3 separate regions of the Homo sapiens genome follow, and all the other regions are linked to region 3. A link is an interaction called in ENCODE POLR2A ChIA-PET data of the cell type or tissue named here. Cell type or tissue: MCF 10A. All regions are shown on one strand.

Evidence for each region. Peaks named below come from ENCODE experiments on the same cell type or tissue, not always from the same donor. Only the 100,000 strongest peaks of a DNase experiment are listed, where the experiment ranks them.
Region 1: POLR2A ChIA-PET joins it to region 3 with 5 read pairs; 1 of 35 experiments calls an interaction of 5 or more read pairs at or near these places.
Region 2: POLR2A ChIA-PET joins it to region 3 with 13 read pairs; 1 of 35 experiments calls an interaction of 5 or more read pairs at or near these places.

Annotation. Positions count from the first base shown.
Region 1 is chr19:46,220,013-46,225,012 of GRCh38, reverse strand. No RefSeq gene overlaps it. Among named protein-coding and RNA genes, the nearest start is that of IGFL1, 7.2 kb to the left of the region's middle. In MCF 10A, no CTCF peak of the experiment used is centred here; DNase peaks (open chromatin) are centred at 1,028 and 2,802.
Region 2 is chr19:46,204,050-46,209,049 of GRCh38, reverse strand. It overlaps a transcript of IGFL2 not described here. Among named protein-coding and RNA genes, the nearest start is that of IGFL2-AS1, 3.5 kb to the right of the region's middle. In MCF 10A, no CTCF peak of the experiment used is centred here; a DNase peak (open chromatin) is centred at 2,639.
Region 3 is chr19:46,112,628-46,117,627 of GRCh38, reverse strand. It overlaps a transcript of IGFL2 not described here and the pseudogene LOC100533846. Among named protein-coding and RNA genes, the nearest start is that of IGFL3, 9.6 kb to the left of the region's middle. In MCF 10A, no CTCF peak of the experiment used is centred here; a DNase peak (open chromatin) is centred at 2,017.

The DNA of each region.
Region 1 (5,000 bases), 110 kb before region 3:
TCTGGAAGACAGGGAGGTTTGGAGACCTGCAGGCAACAAGTCTCACCAAGTCACCATGACAGGACAGACAGGTTGAGTGAGACACACCCTGAACATAGGGCTTTCATCGTCAATTCACTTTTTTCATTCATTCATTTAATACACCCTGTGCACTTCCTCTGTGCTAGTGGATTCTATGGCCACAGTTGTGACTTAGTTCCAGGTCCTGCCCTCCTGGTTTTCATAGTCCAGGGAGGACAGAGACACCTCTCCAAACAGTGATGACCCAGGATGAGCAAGGCTGGGAGCAGTGCCCAGGGCACCAGAAATGGCTTCCTGGAGGAGGGCACCAGGAGACAATCATTGGATGGCTCTGGCTTTCCCACCTTTCTTCTTGCCCAGAGTTCCCAGAATCACTGTAGAATGCACTAGAAGTGCGTGTTAGTTCATTTTCATGGTGCTATAAAGAATGACCTGAAACTGGATAATTTATAGAGGAATGAGGTTTAATTGATTCAGTTTTTCATGACTAAGGAGGTCTCAGGAAATGTACAATCATGGCAGAGGGTGAAGGGAAGGCAAGGCACATCTTCCATGATGGCAGGAGAGAAAGAGAGGGAGCAGGGAACTGCCACACACTTTTAAGCCATCAGATCTCGTGAGAACTCGACCACTATCATGAGAACAACAATAGAGAAATTGCCCCCATGATCCAGTCACCTCCCACCAGGCCCCTTCCCTGACACATGGGGATTACAATTTGAGAGAAGAGTTGTGTGGGGACACAGAGCCAAACTATATCAGAATGCACCATCCTAAGAAAGGAGGAACTGCCTGAAAGTGCCCGGGCTTCGTTTCTATTCTTCCCAGAGAATGCAACAACTTGAGCTACAGAGAAACTGCCCAGGACAGCCCTGGCCTCATTCCCATCCCTTCCAGAGGGGGTCTCCTGTAACACTAGCCCAGGACGTGTCCACCACATATAAAACCCAGAGCTCACTGCTGAGTCCTCAGCTGTGGTGCAAGTGGGGCAAGCACGGGAGACTCTATCTGCCCTGGGCCGTGCTCCTGAGCCTCGGGGGACCAGTGAGTCATGCAGCCTAGGCTTCCGCTGTCCCTCGCTGCCTGTCTGTAAGTAATTAACCTGCTTTGTCGAACTGGCTGTGGCTGTGGGTGTTCTGTTCACCACGCTCAGTGTAGTCAGAGTGCAGCCCAAGATGCGGTGGCTGAAGTGTTCAGACCCCTATTCCGGGTGGTTAGCGCAGTGGTGACCTTTGCCATCCTCCCTGCAGTGGGAGTCCTCCCTTGGGATTGGTAACTCATGAGTGCTGCAAATTTGGCAGAGTAAGGGGGGTCCAGTCTGATGAACCCATGGCTTACCAGGTGTGCTGTAATATGAAAATGTGTGTTCTTTGGCCCTCTTCCTATTATGATGCTGAACTTGGAACATCCTGAGTGACAGGAGTGTCTTTTGTTATTCCTAATGAGCCTCTTTCAGATCACACAGCATTAGCTCATGCTAAAAATATGACTTAGGGTAGGGTCTCCAGGTAGCCTCAGCATCACGGCAGTCACCAGAAGAAAGACCAAAAGATCTGAGGATTAGAGGGAAGGAACCTTCGGTGTCACCCACTAACCTCCAAGAAAGGTGATGATGGGGAGGCGATAAAGACCAAAGTATAAAAACTTTTTTTTTTTTGAGACAGAGTTTTGCTCTGTCACCCAGTCTGGAGTGCAGTGGCACGATCTTGGCTCACTGCAACCTCCCCCTCCCAGGTTCAAGCAATTCTCCCTGCCTGAGCCTCCCGAGTAGCTGGGATTACAGGTGCCTGCCACCACGCCCGGCTAATTTTTGTATTTTTTAGTAGAGATGAGGTTTCCCCATGATGGCCAGGGTGGTCTTGAACTCTTGACCTCAGGTGATCCACCCGCCTTAGCCTCCCAACGTGCTGGGATTACAGGTGTGAGCCACCATGCCCAGCCTAAAAACTCCTGAACAAGAAGAATTGAACTTCCTGGCTGCTGAACACATGGAGGTGCTGAAAGGATCTGGAGTCCAAGGAGGCCATGGAAGCTCCCACCATACCCATCGCTTCCCCTGTCCACCTCCCCTTATGAGCCTCGGTGAGAAATGGTCTTTCTTCTCAGTGCACCCGAGCTACAGGCAGGCCCTAAGCAGGAAATATAAGTGATCAGATTGTGATTCAGGAAAGTCCGTGTGTCCTTCTGTTGGGAGGAGGCTGGTTGGGAGGATTGAGATGGGAGCAGGAGACCAGGCAGGAGGCTGATGGAGCAGAAATACTCATGCAATTTCCAGAGTCCTGCAGGCCCACTCGCTCTCATGGGTGGATGAGATAAGCACTCACATCCCCGACCCCATTTCTCACTCTCACTTCTGGCCTCCCCTGTCCTGCAGCTGCAGGGTAGAGCAGTGATCTCCAACATGGGGATTGTGACACTTCTTCAGGTTGTGAACCAATTTATTTGTCACCATGGGTATCTTAGATATTAAACTAGCATCAGTAAAGAATAGAGGAATGTGCACGCTACAGTATCTTATTCGTCTGTTTAATTAAACTTTCTTTTGGGCTGTGTGTAAGCCATAAATAATGTGATATGAGCTTTTCCTAGTGAGTCACAGCCAAACAGTTACTAAACACTGGGAGGAAAAAATCCTCTGAGCACAGGTTCACCTCGTCTTTCCTAAAATCACTGGCTAGCTGCCCTGGCCTGTTGCCCCAAAAAAACAAGTTGAGAGCTCACAGCCTCAGTCCTAGGTCCTTCCTGGGGGCGCTGAGATTGGGCTTGGCATTCAGCCTGCTAAAAAGAGGGTTGAATTTAGGTCTGGAGACCAGCCAGTGCCAAGGAGAAGCACATTCCTCAGGGCAGGGTTGGGTTGGCGTCTCTGGGGAGGGAGGAGCCCAGCTGGCCGTCCTTGGCCTTGGTCCTGATCTCTCAGGGCAGCTGAGTCAGGCTGGGAAGAGAAATCAGCAGAGGGAGATGATGACAGAGCCAGGGAGTCACAGGCTGAGTGGGAGGGAGGGCAGCGGGACCAACCCGGGGCTCCGTGGATGCAAAAGCCCCTGTCTCAGCAATCCTGAGACTTTGCGGTCACACACACCTGGGTTGGAACCTTTTCTTTACATTTTCTCAAAGGGTTAGATAAGCTATTTTCTAGCAGCCCTTTCATCTCCCTGTATGGCAAGAACATTCAGTTTTGGAGATTATCAGCTTTCCAGTCCTTAGTCACATCCACTGCACATCTGGGCAGAGCATGTGCTCCCTCTCTGCACAGCAGAAAGACATTCGAACCCCTCAAAACCCAGCCCACATGCAGCAACCCTCACCATGGGCCCATGCACAAAAAATAGGCAAAGCCACCTGCCTAAGTGCCCACTTGCTTCACACTGGACCAAGCCTGAATCCTTCTTCTTGGGGAGTGCTGACACTGGGTTCTATTTTGGTTATAAAATTTATTTTATATCCATGAGCAACTGTGTGTCATTTCTCCTGAAATCGATTACAATTCCAAGGTGGGGAATTTTCCCAGCAAGCAGCAGGGGCCACTAAAACCCCATATCAAAATTCCCAAAGAAGCAGCCTGTGTCTGTCCCCCATCCCAGAGCTGCCCACTCTGGGTTGTCACTGTCCAGGGACAGTGGGCCTGAAACTCTTTGAGGACAGGAAGCCGGGCTGCACCACTCACTGCCATGTCCCTAGTTATTGGGGACCCCATCTCTTTCCAGGGTCACAGGACTCTCATGGCTTCCTTGGAAATAAGAGTAAACTCCAACTCCCATTGGTCACATTTTGTCACCCTAGTTTCCTCTATGTAAGAAAGAACCTGGCATGAGGGCCCCCTGCAGCTCATAGACACCATCTGGACGGGACTCAGGCACTCCTGTTCCAGCCCAGAATCCCCCTCAGTCCTGAGCTGAGCCCCTCCAGAAAGGCAAGCAGCCCCTGATCCCAGATGCCCCAGGCTGGCCTCAGGAAAGACTTTCCCACAACCCCAGGTGCTGCTGGGGAACCTGAGCTTCTGGAACGTGGCACACAGGAGAGCATTGGGATTTCATCCTGTCGTGGGCTTGCCCTCTGGAATAAGTGCAGAAGAGATTGAATCATTATCCTGGTGACACCTGGGTGTGATTTCCACCTGGCCTCAAGGAGTCTCTCCCAGATGACAGGCAGGAATTTGGTGGAATTTCAGATGTTCAAAAAGAATATTAGGAACGCAGATGTCACTGAGGGAGAGGGTTGGGCCTCACTAGTGCCTGAACGCCCATCCTCTGATATCCACCTGGGTGGGTGGAGTGCTCTGTGTTCCACCTGCACACTTCACGCACATAGGCTGGTCCCTGCTACCTGCAAAAAGAACTTAGGTCCCAGCCCCTGAAAGAACTGTAACACGAACAGGGCTGAAACATGACCTCCCACTCTGCACATTACCAGTAACAAGAAGCAGAGAAAAGCTGCAGCTTTTTGAGGACTGGAGACCTAGGGGTTTGTCAAGCTAGGCTGTGACACCCTCTTTGGGGCTCTGTGGTTCTTGGTGTCTCCAAGCTTCCAGGCACTGCCATGTTCCCCTTGTCCAGATGTACCACATGCAGCTTCTGCTGCAGGCACCTGCATCTGGGCCAGCCACGGCCTTGCATGGAGATGGCATCTATGCCAGCTCATGGAGCTGCCCACTCCACCAAAGCAGCCAGAGTGCTTGGCTGTGCACAGTGGCCAGACCTCATGCTCGCTTGCTGACACACCGCTCACCACTCCATGCCCGGCTTGCCTGTGGTGGGTGTGGGATCTGACGTGGTAGTGTGGTCTGAGTGCAGCCAGGCCGAGTGGGTGGAACAAGCCCAACAGGCAGGAGCAATACTCAAGGAGCCTCAGGACCATGCGACAGCCCTGAGTCTGCTGAAGTGCTAAATCTGAAAAATCCCTCAAAGGCCAGTTCTTTAGGTTTCACAGTAGTGACGTGATCTACAGAGACAGTGTTGGGGAAGTGGCTGGCAGTGTCTTTT
Region 2 (5,000 bases), 91 kb before region 3:
AGGCTGGGAGCAGCGCCCAGGGCACCAGGAATGGCTTCCTGGAGGAGGGCACCAGAAGACAAGCATTGGATGGCTCTGGCTTTCCCGCCTCTCTTCTTGCCCACAGTTCCCAGAATCACTGTAGAATACAGTAGAAATGTGTATTAGTCCATTTTCACACTGCTAAAAAAAACTACCTGAGACTGGGTAATTTATAAAGGAAAGAGGTTTAATTGACTCATAGTTCTGCACGCCAAGGTGGCCTCAGGAAATGTACAATCATGCTGGAGGGTGAAGGAAAAGCAAGGCACGCCTTCCATGGTGGCAGGAGAGAAAGAGAGCGAGCCGGGAACTTCTACACACTTTTAAACCATCAGATCTCCTGAGAACTCCCCCACTATCAGGAGAACAGCATGGAAAAAACTGCCCCCATGATCCAATCACCTACCAGATCCTTCCCCTGACACATGGGGATTACAATGTGAGATGAGATTTGTGTGGCAAGACAGAGCCAAATTATATAAGAATGCACCATCCTGAGTAAGGAGGAACTGCCTGAAAGTGCCCAAGCTTGGTTTCTATTCCTCCGAGAGAATGCAACACCTTGAGCTAAAGAGAAACTGCCCAGGACAGCCCTGGCCTCATTCCCATCCCTCCTAGAGGGGGTGTCCTGCCACACTAGCCCAGGGCGTGTCCACCACATCTAAAACCCAGAGCTCACTGCTGAGTCCTCAGCTGTGGTGCAAGTGGGGCAGGCATGGGAGACTCTATCTGCCCTGGGCAGTGCTCCTGAGCCCCGGGAGACCAGTTTGAATGTCCTTCTGCTGCCAAGACAGAAAGCACATGGTATGCCCAGATGTGCACTGGATGTGACTGAGGAAGGGCTGGGAAGCTGACAATATCCAAAAATTGAATGTTCTTGTCGTACAGAGAGATGAACAGTCATGCAGCCTAGGCTTCCGCTGTCCCTCGCTGCCTGTCTGTAAGTAATTAACCTGCTTTGTCGAACTGGCTGTGGCTGTGGGTGTTCTGTTCACCACGCTCAGTGTAGTCAGAGTGCAGCCCAAGATGCGGTGGCTGAAGTGTTCAGACCCCTATTCCGGGTGGTTAGCGCAGTGGTGACCTTTGCCATCCTCCCTGCAGTGGGAGTCCTCCCTTGGGATTGGTAACTCACAAATGCTGCCAATTTGGCAGAGCAAAGAGAGTCCAATCTGATGAACCCATGGCTTACTGGGTGTGCTATAACATGAAAATGTTTGTTCTTTGACTCTTGTTCCTACCATGAAGCTAAACTTGGAATTTCCTGAGTGATAGGAATGTCTTTTGTTCTTCCAGATGAGACTCTTTCAGATCACACCAGCTGAGTTCATGCTAAAAATGTGATTTAGGGGCCAGGTGCGGTGGCTCACACCTGTAATCCCAACACTTTGGGAGGCCGAGGCGGGTGGATCATCTGAGGTCAGGAGTTTGAGAACAGCCTGGCCAACATGACGAAACCCCGTCTCTACGAAAAATACAAAAATTAGCTGGGCATGCTGGTGGGCGCTTGTAATCCCAGCTACTCGGGAGGCTGAAGCAGAAGAATTGCTTGAACCTGGGAGGCGGAGGTTGCAGTGAGCTGAGATCATGCCACTGCACTTCAGCCTGGGTGACAGAGTGAGACTCCCTCTCAAAAAAAAAAAATGTGAATTAGGGAAGGGTCCCCAGGTAGCCTCAGTATCATGCCAGTCATCACAAAGACCAAAAGATTTGAGGATTAGAGGGTAGAAACTTTCAGTATCACCCACCAACTTCCAAGAAAAGTGGCAATGGCGAGGAGATAAGGACCAAACTTTATAAAAACTCTTGAAAAACTAGAGTTGAACTTCCCAGTTGCTGAACATGTGGAGGTGCTGAGAGGATGGGGTGTCCAGGAAGGCCAGGGAAGCTCCCACCATCCCCATCGCTTCCCCTGTCCACCTCCCCTTATGAGCCTTGGTGAGAACTGTTCTTCTCAGTGTACTCAAGCTACAGACAGGTCTTAAGCAGGGGATAGAAGTGATCAGATTGTGATTCAGGAAAATCCGTGTGTCCTTCTGCTGGGAGGAGGGTGGGTGAGAGGATTGAGATGGGAGCATGAGACCAGGCAGGAAGCTGATGGAGCAGAAATTCTCATGCAATTTCCAGAGTCCTGCAGGCCCACTCGCTGTCATGGGTGGATGAGATAAGCACTCACACCCCCGACCCCATTTCTCATTCTGCCTTCTGGCCTCCCCTCTCCTGAAGCTGCAGGGTAGAGCAGTGATCTCCAACATGGGGATTGTGACACTCTCAGGTTGTGAATCAATTTATTCATCAACATGGGTATCTTATACATTCAACTAGAATCAAAAGAAATAGAAGAGTGTGCATGGCACAGTGTCTTATTCATCAGTGTTCAATTAAACTTTCTTTTGGACTGATGTAATATGAGTGCTTCCTAGCAAGTCACAGCCAAACAGTTACTAAACACTGGAAGGAAAAATCCTCTGGGTATAAGCTCGCCTCCATCTTTCTTAAAAATCACTGACTACCTGTCCGGGCATGTTGCTCCCCCTCACCCCGCCCCACACACACAAAGAGTTCAGAGCTCACAGTGTCAGTTCTAGGTGCTTCGTATGCTGAGACTGGGTGTGGCATTTGGCCTGGTTTTCTGTGCTAAAAACAGGGTTGAATTTAGGCCTGGAGAGCAGCCAGTGCCAGGGAGAAAAGCACATTCCTGAGGGCAGGGCTGGAGTTGCCATCTCTTGGAAGAGAGGAGCCCAGCTGGCCCTCCTTGGCCTTGGTCCCCATCTGTCAGGGCAGCTGAGTCAGGCTGGGTAGAGAAAACAGCAGTGGGTGATGATGACGGGGCAGGGGGTGTCAGAAGCTGGGTTCGAGGGAGGGCAGTGGGGCAGGGCCAGGGCTCTGTGGATGCAAGAGTCCCTCTCTCAGCAATCCTGAGACTTTGTGGTCAAACAGCCCTGGGTTGGACTCTTCTCTCTACATTTTCTCAAAGGGTCAGATAAGCTATTTTCTAGTAGCCCTGTTTATCTCCCTGTATGACAACAACATTAGATTTTTGGATATTGTCAGCTTCCCAGCCCTTCCTCAGTCACCTCCAATGCACATCTGGGCACACCATGTGCTTTCTGTCTTGGCAGCAGAAGGACGTTCAAACCACTCAAGCCCCAGCCCACAGGCAGCAACCCTCACCATAGCCCCATGCTCAAAAACTAGCCAAAGCCACGTGTTTAACGGCCCACTTGCTTCACACTGGACCAAGCCTCAATCCTTCTTCTTGGGGAGTGCTGACACTGGTAATGTGGCGTCATCATCTGGGGTAAATACACAAGGTTCATTGTCTCAAACCAAGAAAATCGAGTACATGGACACAAGAAGTGGGTTTAGGAGCAGGGGTTTAATAGGCAAAAGAGAGAGAAAGAAGAACAGCTCTCTCTCTCTCTCTCAGCACCTGAATGGGACTTCCAGCCTACAGCAGAGTGCACTGGATTTTATAGACGGGTTTGAAGAGGTGGTATCTGATTTCCATAGGGCCCACAGATTGGTTGGATCAGCTGTGACATTTACATAGTGCTGGAAGAAGCTGACCACCCCACCCTAATCTTATTATGCAAATGGACTTTCCACTTGGTGGATGCCATGTTATCTGCTTTCTACTGTGCATGTGGTTGGAAAGGAAAAGGGAAGATGGAGCTGCCATTTTGAAAATGCCTAGTCCCAGGTAGCCTTTTCCTATTGGCACAAATGCTGGCATTCACCTGTGGAAGCTTCTAGCCTGCCTTTCTATGTCTGTGGCTTGATTTTAATGGCTGCTGTTTGTTGGAAAAGTATATGATTTGGAGGGTGCTTTTCATTAAAAGAAAAACCTTACCAAGGACTTTCTTACCTTCACTATCTGCCTAAAATAATTTCTTCTTAACTCCTATATTACCGGGTCCTATTCAGGTTATAAAATTTATTTCATGCTGGGCACGGTGGCTCACGCCTGTAATCCCAGCACTTTGGGAGGCCAAGGCAGGTGGATCACCTGAGGTCAGGAGTTTGAGAACAGCATGGCCAACATGGCAAAATCCCGTCTATACTAAAACTACAAAAAAAAAAAAAAATACCTGAGTGTGGTGGCAGGTACCTGTAATCCCAGCTACTTGGGAGGCTGAGGCAGGAGAAGCGCTTGAATCCGGGAGGCAGAGGTTGCAGTGAGCCGAGATCGTGCCACTGCACTCCAGCCTGCGCGACAGAGTGAGACTGTCTCAAAAACAAACAAAAAACAAAACAACAACTTATTTCATATACACGAGCACCTGTGTGTCATTTCTCCTGAAGTCCATTACAATTCCCTGAGGGATTTTTCCCAGCAAGCAGCAGGAGCTGCTAAAACCCCATATCAAAATTCCCGAAGCAGCCGCCTGTGCATTCCACATCCCAAAGCTGCCCACTCTGTGTTGTCACTGTTTAGGGACAGTGGACCTAGAGCTGTTTGAGGACAGGGAGCAGGGCTGCATCACTCACTGCCATGTCCCTAGTTATTGGGAACCCTGTCTCTTTCCAGGGTCACAGGATTCTCATGGCTTCCTGGGAAATAACAGTAAACTCCAACATCTGTTGGTCATATTTTCTCACCCTATTCCCTCTATGTAAAGAGCACCCTGGCATGAGGGGCCCCTGCAGGTCACAGACACCATCTAGACTGGACCCAGGTACCCCTGTCTCAGCCCAGCAACCCCCCCCAGTCCCAGGCCCAGCTCGTCCAGAAAGGCAAGCAGGCCCTGATCCCAGGCACCCGGGGGCTGGCCTCAGGGAAGACTTTCCCACAACCCCAGCTGCTGGTGGGAGACCTGAGCTTCTGGAACGTGGCACACAGGAGAGCACTGGCTGTCCTCCTTTCATGGGCTTCCCCTCTGGAACAAGCACGGAAAGGGCTGAATCATCATTCTGGTGGCATCCGGGTATGATTTCCACCTGGCCTCAGGGAGCCTCTCCCAGGTGACAGACAGGAATCT
Region 3 (5,000 bases):
ACATGCATGTAGTCCCAGCTACTTGAGAGGCTGACGTGGGAGGATCCCTTGGGCCCAGGAGTTTGAGGCTGCAGTGAGCTATGATTATACCACTGCACTTTAGCCTGGGTGACAGCACAAATTCTGTCTCTAAAAAAATCAAGCAAGCAAGCAAACAAACAAACAAAAAACAACAAAAAAGAAGGGACTGGAAACCACCAATTCAATCAGAAAAAAAAATTGACTTTTAAGAGAATTCTTCTTGGCCTGGTGCAATGACTCACACCTGTAATCCTAGCACTTTGAGAGGCAGAAGTAAAATGATCACTTGAGGCCAGGAGTTCAAGACCAGCCTGGGCAACATAGTGACACCTCATACCTACAAAATATCTACAAAATATAAAAATTTAAAAAGAGAGAAATCTTCCTAACTGCAGCCTCAATTAACCTTTATTCTCTAGGTATACTGAAAAACTTACTGAATAGGCTTAGCTCAATTAAAGCTTAAAATTATTTTAAAAATAAATAATAAAGTACCTTACATAATGAGAAAAAAATAGTCAAAATAAAGCTCAAGATTTTAAGGCTTCATTTTAGAATCAAATCCTTGCCTACTTTTACTCCAATCAATTAAGTTTATGCCAAACCAGTATATAAAATTTTTACTAGTTATTATAATTGCCTAATTTAATATAAGATAAACAAGTTAATTAATTTAACTTGTGTAAGTTGTACAATATAAATAATTTAATATAAGTTAAATTCGAGTGTGAAAAGATTTACTGGCTCTATTAAAACTAAAAATAATAAGCAAGGTAATGGGTATGTTAATTAGCTTGATTTAATCTTTCCACAAAGGTACCACTGTAGGTTGGTATGACTTTCCCAGAACTCCGTTACATGAATTAGAACATCACATTGTATCAAATAAATGCACACAATTATAACTTGTCCATTAAAAAAATACTAATTGGCCCGCTTCAGTAGCAAGCACATGTAATCCCCACAACCCAGGAGGCTGAGGTAGGAGGATTCCTTGGGGCCAGAATTTCGAGACTAGCCTGTGCAACAGAGTGAAACCTCATCTGTAAAAATTTAAAAATTGTTCTAATTAGAATAATACTAATCAAAAATTGCTTTAACTAAAGCAAATGCTTTGGAAAGATTCAATATATCTGAATCAGCAAAGAGACATTGTTCTTATTTGCTAGAGGCAAAGCAATGTATTTTTTTAATTACTAAAATCTAGGATTTCCCAGTCAGACTATTAGGTAAATGTCCTTAAACTCACAGCATTTTTACAGAAAACCACAAGTAGATATTGCCAGCAATGCATTATCAACGGTGTTGCTGCCAGAAAGACAACGAGAGCTCTTTTCTGTAAGCTCACACTCACAGAGAAAATTATTTGGTATGTCTTAAAAGACTGGGAAATGAGGAGATATACCTAATGTAAATTACGAGTTAATGGGTGCAGCACACCAACATGGCACATGTATACATATGTAACAAACCTGCATGTTGTGCACATGTACCCTAGAACTTAAAGTATAATAATAAAAAAAAAGATTGGGAAATGAACAATCCAAAAATAGAATTAACAGTCCCACTTATAACATCAACAAAAGGAAAAATGGACCCATCATCAGTCACCAAGACCTGAGAACAGAGAGTGGCAGCCCCTTCACACAGGCGGCAGAGCAAGGAAGCTGTCAGCCGGCGAGCCTCCTGGAGTATACCTGAGATGGGCAGAACTGGGGACATCAGTTCTCTACAGCAGCCCTGCAATGAGGGGCTGGAGTGGTATAGAAAAAATTCCAACGCTTTTTGCTGGTAAGTGGCTCTACTCATTCATTTATCCCTGTCGCTGGTTCCCTTCTTGAAGCTTGAAAATAATCTGAACTTTCCATGTCAAGAGCAGCTGGCCTCCTCCCATACATTAATTTTCTGTATTGGCTAGGTATTGGCTGCAAACACAAGATTAAATTACACAGAGAGTCGGGTAGTGAAACTGCTCCCACTCAGGCTGAGTCACCAGATTCACCCTGAGGTGAATCTGAATCAGGCTGAGGTTTCTGGGGTTGGCTGTTAGCTTGGGTCTGCATAGCTACCTCTCAGAGAACACACTGGCCACAGCTCCCAAGCTGTAGCTGTTTCTGCCTCCCCTGACCCAGAACTGCTACTTCCCTCAACATTTCCAGTGATTCGCTGCATTTCATTTTGTCTTGTGTTTTCTACTGACGCCGCCTTATTTTTGTTTTATGTGCCTTACCTGATATTTTGGGGGTTATTCACATTTTTAAAATGTATTTTCATTTTCCCTGTAAGAGAGAGCCTGTGTTTCTGGCTTGCAAACCAGGCTGGAGATGGCACCTTCCCCAGAGCTCAGGAATTCTGGGTGAGGATTGAGTGTGGGGAATGTCATGAGATTTAGCCTGCTCCTGTAGGCAAAAGGACCTTTTGAAACACACAAGTGGGGATAGTTAGGTATTTCATACACATAACATAGTTGTGATACGAAAACCAGAGAAAGATAATCACCAAATATTCTAGGACACTGGTCCTCAATATTAGCATGCACAAGAGTCACTAGGGCTATGGATGAACATAGGTGTGATACAAATGCCAGAGAAAGATAATCACCAAATATTCTAGGACACTGGTCCTCAATATTAGTATGCATGAGAGCCACTAGGGCTATGGATGAAAATGCAAATTTCTGGGCCTTACTCCCAGAGATTCTGATTCTGTAAACCTGTGGGGAGTCCAGGAAACTGCATTTTCAAAAAGCACCTGTATTAGTCAATTTTCACACTGCTATGAAGAGCTGCCTGAGACTGGGTAATTTATAAAGAAAAGTGGTTTAATTGGCTCACAGTTCCGCTTGGCTGGGAAGGTCTCTGGAAATTTAAAATCATGGCAGAAGGCAAAGGGGAACCAAGGCGTATCTTACATGGTGGCAGGAGAGAGAGAAGGAGAAAGTGCCACACTTTTTAACCATCAGATCTCAGGAGAACTCACTCACTATCACGAGAAAAGAATGAGGGAAACTGCCCCCATGATCCAATCACCTCCCACCATGTCCCTCCCTAACATGTGGGGTAATTCAAGGTAAGATTTGGGTGGGGACACAGAGCCAAACCATATCAGCACCCATGACTTTAATAAATGGAGTTCGCCAATAACTTCTGTGAAAACAAAGACTAACCAAATAAGAAAGTAAAGGCTATCTATTCTACAACAAAGAAGTCAGCCACCATCACTTCCATTTTGGGAGAGACTCAAAGACCAGCAGAGGAGTAGGAAAGCTTTATAGTGGAAAAGGTATCACCCTTTTTTTCGCATGTTCCCTGATTGGAGGCTGTTGGCATGGGGAAGCTGAGGATAGCTAACTAGATGCACAGCATCCTATGGGATTGGTTTAGGGTACGTATTTGGCTTTCCTACGTTGCTCCTAAGTTAGAAACAGGAACAAAAATTTGGGAAGTTGTCAGTTATTAATAAAGTCCTGGCCATTTGGAGCTGACTGTTACTGGAGTTACTGTTTAGTTTCCTGGATTGTTACCAGAGAAAGTCTGACTTCCTACAAGTGTGACTTACAGCAAGTGGCTTCCTGGGCTGTTTATTGTAGAAAAGTGGGTTGATTTCCTAGGCAGGCTGCTGTAGGTTATGGGTCAGAGTTCTGTTTTTATATGTGGTCTGGCCATTGTCTGTATATTTTGTCTCTCATCTCTAAGAAATACAGCCATAAACCAAGCTCTTTTTGTAACACAGAGCAGAACTTCAATACAGGGGACTGCTTTCTTCATTATTGCTGTCATCTATTTATTGCTGTTTTTTGACAGTGATGATCTCAAGGCTAAAACGGCTGAACACCCCATTTAATTAGGGTAGTTCAGGGCTCTAACTTACATGCTTTACACAACCATTGCCTTCTTAGACATGGCAGATAACAAGCATGGAATATTATTGCTAGTCTTGGCTTTGTGGTGTAAAGCTGGTTTTCATACAGCTCCCAGAAAGCTCTCTATAGACATCAGTGGAGCCAAAAGTCTTCAAGCTTTATCCCATCTTATTTCCTGCTTCTCTTGTGCCCATGGGTCATTGTCTTTCCTGTGACAACTGAGGTTAAAGATAAATCTTGGATTTCTCCCTTTATGGCTTCCACAATGCTTATCTTCTTTGTCGTAATCCTGGATATCTACGTGGATTCCATTTGTTCAGTCAAAATGGAAGTTTCCAAATGTCCCCATGATTGATCCTTTCCTGTTTTTATTAGTGCTTTGGAAATTTCTGAATACATCCAACAACAGTCTGACTTCAGGCTATGAACAAAATGGCATACCAGGAAAGTGCAGAACACATCCTGTCTGGAGGAGTGATAGTGAGTACTAGGTCTTCATTTTGTCTACCAACGTCTTTTCATCTCCCTCTAAGAGAGGACGGAACGCTTTTTGCCTCTGTAGAATCATTCTATGATGTGTTGACCAGCAGTCTGGGTCTCATCTCAGATGTATTTCACACACTCTATGACAGATGTGTTTTAGTCATGATATTTATTGCTGCCCTGATGAAAAGATGGAATGCAATGGGATTTTTCTCCTATGGGTGCACCCAAATAGAAATTCTCTCTCAATTTATTAATAGACTTTTTCTTTTCTCCAAGAAAATTCCATTTGTATTTCAATTGGTATTAAAACAAACTTACAAGTGTTTTGAAGGAATTGACCTCTTTCCTAACATGCACCTTTCCACTCTGAGCAGCAGCTCTAATGTACTGTATTTCCTTGACACCATTACCAAGTATGAGCCACATCATCAATTTGATAGCAGATTTGTAAAAACCAAACCAAAACATTACATTACATCCAGAATGTGATGATTCTTCCAAATCACTTTCAGCCACTGGCAGCCATCACAGCGACAAGCTGTCTACTCCCACTCCTCCTCTGCAGGCTTAAGCTATTAGAAAATCTATTCTCTAACATATTTGAAAGTTCTAAGGTCAAACAAGTTTTAGG